Linked DNA regions of Homo sapiens: region 2 is linked to region 1. A link is a loop called in an ENCODE intact Hi-C map of the cell type or tissue named here. Cell type or tissue: dorsolateral prefrontal cortex. All regions are shown on one strand. Region 1 overlaps DNAH10 (dynein axonemal heavy chain 10). Region 2 overlaps DNAH10 (dynein axonemal heavy chain 10).

Region 1 (2,500 bases):
TGCACCACCACGCCTAGCTAATTAATTTTAGTTTTGGTAGAGATGGGGGGGTCTCACCATGTTGCACAGGCTGGTCTGGAACTCCTGGGCTTAAGCAATCCTCCCACCTCAGCCTCCCAAAGTGCTAGGATAACAGGCGTGAGCCACTGCACCTGGCCTGATTTGTATTTGTTTAAGGTAATTCTGACCACCGGTGGTGGAGAATGGATTGATGGAACGTCACTGCAACAGTCCAGGAGAGGGGTGATGGCCACTTGGGATAGGAAGGTACTGGGGGGACAGGAGAGAAGAGGACAGATGGGAAGTATGTTTGGAGGACTTACTGATGTGAGCCGGGCAGGGCTGGGTGAGAGAAGAAGAAACAAGGACGAGTTTCTGGGTCAAGCAGTTGGTTTGATGTTGGTGCCATTTCCTGAAGTGGGGAAAACTGGGGGATGACTGAGTCACAAGGCAGAAGGTCAAGAATTCCACCTTGGGCAGTGGCTCACGCCTATAGTCCCAGCACTTTGGGAGGCGGAGGCATCCTGAGATGCCGTCTGAGCAAGGACACAAGCACCTCCGCTCTCACCTTGGTGATCTCCACGCAATTCCGGACACAATGGAAGCACATCTTGTCGATCTCATTTGTGTTGGGATGAAGGATGATCTCAGGTGCCGTCAGAATGGTTTCAGTGTGGAACAGAGGGACATTTCCAAGGATCAAAGAATTAAAAGACTGCAAGTTCCTAAGAGGGGTTGATGAGAAAGACTCAGAGTGTATCTCACTAGAGTGAAATACACCAAGCAATTGATGGAAATGACCAGGGCCACAAAAATCACAGGTACAGGCAATGGCACACTGTGAGGCTGTCCTAGACAGGCTGGGGTGAGTCTTACTTAAAATACTCTTTTTTTGCACTAAATTTATACAAACAGTTCATTTCCACTTTTGGAAAACTGAAGACCTTTTGGTTGGAAAATAGTTAAACAATAATGACTTCCAAAACCTGCTCAACTCTGGTAAGGAAAAAGGAGCACTCACATCCCCACCCAGCCTGCCCTACTGGCTCCATCCTTTCCAGGATGAAAGTAGATGTGACACCCAGGGATGGAACTTCATCAGCCTCCAGCCCAGTCTCCCTGCTTCCCCCTGCCGGCCCAACCCCATCCAGTAATTCACATGGCAGCCAGAGACACTATTTTAAAACATCTAGCGGGGCGCAGTGGCTCACATCTGTAATCCCAGTACTTTGGGAGGCTGAGGTGGGAGGATCATTTGAGCCCAGGAGTTTGAGACCAGCCTGGGCAACACAGCAAGACCCTGTCTCTAAAATAAAAATAAATTAGCTGGGCATAGTGGCACACGCCTGTGGTCCCAGATATTCAGGAGGCTGAAGTGGGAGAATTGCTTGAGACAGGGAGGTTGAGGCTGCAGTGAGCCATGAACATGCCACTGCACTCCAGCCTTGGTGACAGAGTGAGACCCTGTCTCAAAAAACAAAACAAAACAAAAACATCTAACTCCTCCCTCTCCCTCCTCCCGTCTCTCTCTCCCTCTCCCTCTCACTCCACCTCCCTCTCTCACCCTCTCCCTCCCTCCTTCTCCTTTTCCCTCCCCTTCTCTCTCCTCTCTCTCCCCTCTCTCTTCACCTCTCTCTCCCTCTTCCTGTTTCTCTCTCCCTCTCCAGGCTTCTCCCTTCCTCTCTCCCTCTTCCCCCCTCCTTATCTCTCTCTCTCTCCCCCTCTGCCTCTCTCTCCACCTCTCTCTCTCGATCCCTCTCCCTGTTTCTCTCTCCCTCCCTCTCCTCCTCTTTCTCCAGTTGAAAACACTCCAGCAGCCTCCCATGGCTGTCAGATAAAATGCAAGCTCCCTGCCGTGGCTTCCCAGGCTCCCTGTGACCTGATCCACCCCTGCCACCCTCTCCAGCTTCATCCCCTCCTTCAATCTCATCTTTCCTTCTTTCTGTTTCTTCCACTGACCAAAGGCCCACCTGTGGGTCTTCACAGCAGTTTTTGGCTTCCCCCAGAAAGCTCTTCCCCGTTTCAGCTCACTCCTCATCTTCAGGTCTCTACTAAAATGTGGAATTTCCGGGGTCTTTCTTGACCACCCAATTACAGCAGCATCTCCATTCTCTCCCCAGAACACTAGGCTGCTTTGTTTCTTTTACAGAACTCATCTCTTTTATGTCTGTTTCCCTGTGTCCTGCCTTCTCTATGAGGTTAGAGAAACTGCAAGGATACAGGGGCCTTGTCTGTGACCAGAGTCTAATCCAACAGGCAGCACAGGGCAGGCTTTACTCAACCTTGGATGGATGGATGGATGGATGGATGGATGGATGGATGGATGGATGGATGTGGGGATGAATGTGTGGATGGATGAGTGAATGAACAGATGGATGGATGGATGGATGATGGATGGATGGATGAACAAATGAATGAATGAGTTAATAAATGGATCAAAAGAAAACATAGCAGGGCCAGGCGCGGTGGCTCACGCCTGTAATCCCAGAACTTTGGGAGG
Region 2 (2,500 bases), 89 kb before region 1:
TGAAGACAGTGCTTCCCTTGGCCAACAGCCAGAGCACTTTTTAAAAAGCCCTGTCCGGCAGTGCATGCTGCTGCAGCAGATAGTTGTCTCTAATGTGCGCCAGGCATGGTGGCTGCACCTGTGGTCCCAGCTACTCAGGAGGCTGAGGCGGGAGGAGCACGTGAACCCAGGAGGTCGAGGCTGCAGTGAGCCATGGTTGCACCACTGCACTCCAGCCTGGGAAACAGAGACCCTATCCCTAAGATAAAAAATAAAATTTAAAAATTGCTAATGTGATCAAAATGTAAAGCTTCAAAGTCTAAGACTCAACACTGAGAACAAAAATAAGGACATGCCAGGGTCCTGCCCACATGAAAGAATCGCTCCAAGACACAAAATCCAAGATGTGCTTCGTTTGGCCTCAATACTGAAGATGCCCCATCTTACTAAAGAAAAGATCAGCGCTCGAATCCTTACCCATAAATAATAATGACTTTTGTCAACCACCCCATCCCCAAGGCTTACCTATATTACACTGAGTTTTCTCATCCAGCAATTTTGAATAGGTGTTAATAAAATCAAGGTAGTTCTTGGGAGTGACATAGTTGCTGCGCCTCAATTTCTGTAGAAACTGTTGGCTGTAGTGGTCCACGGATTGGTGAACCAAGACAACATGCTTCACCACATTTTCTATATTTTCTGCCGGGATCATTGGATTATACCCTGAAGAGGAAGGAATAAAAAATGTTTTCTTTCTTTTTCTTTTTCGACACAGGGTCTCACTCTGTTGCCCAGGCTGGAGTGCAGTGGCGTGATCATGGCTCACTGCAGCCTCCATCTCCTGGGCACAGGTGATCCTCCCACCTCAGCCTCCCAAGTAGCTGGGACTACAGGATGGGCCACCATGCCTGGGTAATTTTTTGTATTATTTTGTAGAGGTGAGGTTTCACCCATGTTGCCCAGGCTGGTCTTAACTCCTGAGCTAAGGCAATCGGTCCACCTCAGCCCCACAAAGTGCTGGGATTACAGGCGTGACTCACCGCACCCAGCCATGCTTGTTAAGAAAGGAAAACAGGGATTCTTCAAAGAGTTAAATATAGAACTATTATATGACTCAACAATTCCACTCCTAGGTATATACCCCAAAGAACTGAAAAGCAGGGACTCAAATGAATTCTTGTATGCCAATGTTTACTGTAGACTATCACAATAAGCAAAAGGTGGAAAGACCCAAGCGTCCAGCAACGGAGGAATGGATGAACAAAATGTGTCCTATCTATACCGGGGATAGTATTCACTTGTAAAAAGGAATGAAGTTCCGATGCTGAAACACGGATGAGCCTCAAAAACATGATGCTAAGTGAAAGACGCCAGACACCAAAGGACAAACATTGCATGATTCCACTTATACGAACCCTCTCTAGAACAGGCAAATTCATACAGACAGAACACAGATTCGAGGTTGCCAGGGGCTGGAGGGAGGGGCGATGGGGAGTTCGTGTTTAACGGGTATGGAGTTTCAGTTTGGGATGATGAAAAGTTTTGGCAACAGACAGTGGTGTTGGTTTCACAACATTACGAATGTGATTAGTGCCACATGTACATTTCAAAATGCTTAAAATGGAAAATGTTATGTTACATATATTTTACTACAATAAAAAAATGATGTTAAAGTTTTTAATAGGACAAGAAAAGAATGGCTATCACTTATTGGTGGCTTTTCAGGGCCACAGCAGTGATCCGTGCTAATCCTTCTTTTTTTTTTTTTTTTTTCTTGAGACAGGGTCTCACTCTGTTACCTAATTCCTTCCCTACTGTTAGGAAGCCCTGTCTTCCCTAAAGGCCAAGACACCGTGGCAGAAGGGCCTTGGGTTTTCAGAAGCGATCACCACGTCTAACTCTGCCCTGTTGCTCCCCTCGCCCGCCCGAGGACTGGGTGGGCTTATTCGGTTACCCACCGCTGGATGACACCCAGCACATATCGGCAAAGGTGGGCCTTCCTATACACCCGCTGAAAGAATGAATGATGGCTTCCAGTGTCAAGATCACATCACCTGGATTATCTGATAGGTTGTTAAATGCATTCAGCTCAAAGCAGAGAATGTCTCATATTAAAATGGAGGAAGGAAAGACAGATTGAAAGTACCGATTAATCCAGATTCTGCAGAGCTGGTCCTGAGTTACTCCGGGGTTAGCAAAACACAGCCCCAGGGCCCATTTTACAGTGTGCAGGAAAAACGGTGCCTCACAAATATCTGTGCCTTTGGGCATAGTCATCTCAATTCCAGGGAATATATTCTCTCTCTCTCTCTCTCTCTCTCTCTCTCTCTCTCTCTCTCTCTCTGTGTGTGTGTGTGTGTGTGTGTGTGTGTGTGTGTGTGAGATAAAGTCTCACTGTGCCTCCCAGGATGGAGAGCAGTGGCACAAACTCGGCTCACTGCAACCTCTGCCTCCTGGGCTCAAGCAATTCTCATGGCTCAGCCTCCTGAGTAGCTGGGATTACAGGTGCCCACCACCACAC

What was found. Hi-C counts contacts between places; a loop is a spot of excess contacts. Peaks named below come from ENCODE experiments on the same cell type or tissue, not always from the same donor. Only the 100,000 strongest peaks of a DNase experiment are listed, where the experiment ranks them.
Region 2: a loop joins it to region 1, with 3 times the contacts of the local background. A loop is called at or near these places in 3 of 110 quality-filtered maps.

Annotation. Positions count from the first base shown.
Region 1 is chr12:123,807,022-123,809,521 of GRCh38, reverse strand. It overlaps DNAH10 (dynein axonemal heavy chain 10), which reads right to left. Exons shown (of 79, transcript NM_001372106.1): 19 at 569-725. Among named protein-coding and RNA genes, the nearest start is that of DNAH10, 46 kb to the right of the region's middle. In dorsolateral prefrontal cortex, CTCF peaks have their summits at 926 and 1,126 (motif pointing left); a DNase peak (open chromatin) is centred at 1,135; H3K4me3 peaks cover 366 bases; H3K27ac peaks cover 620 bases.
Region 2 is chr12:123,895,972-123,898,471 of GRCh38, reverse strand. DNAH10 (dynein axonemal heavy chain 10) reads right to left here. Exons shown (of 79, transcript NM_001372106.1): 55 at 505-702. Among named protein-coding and RNA genes, the nearest start is that of DNAH10OS, 38 kb to the left of the region's middle. In dorsolateral prefrontal cortex, no CTCF peak of the experiment used is centred here; no DNase peak of the experiment used is centred here.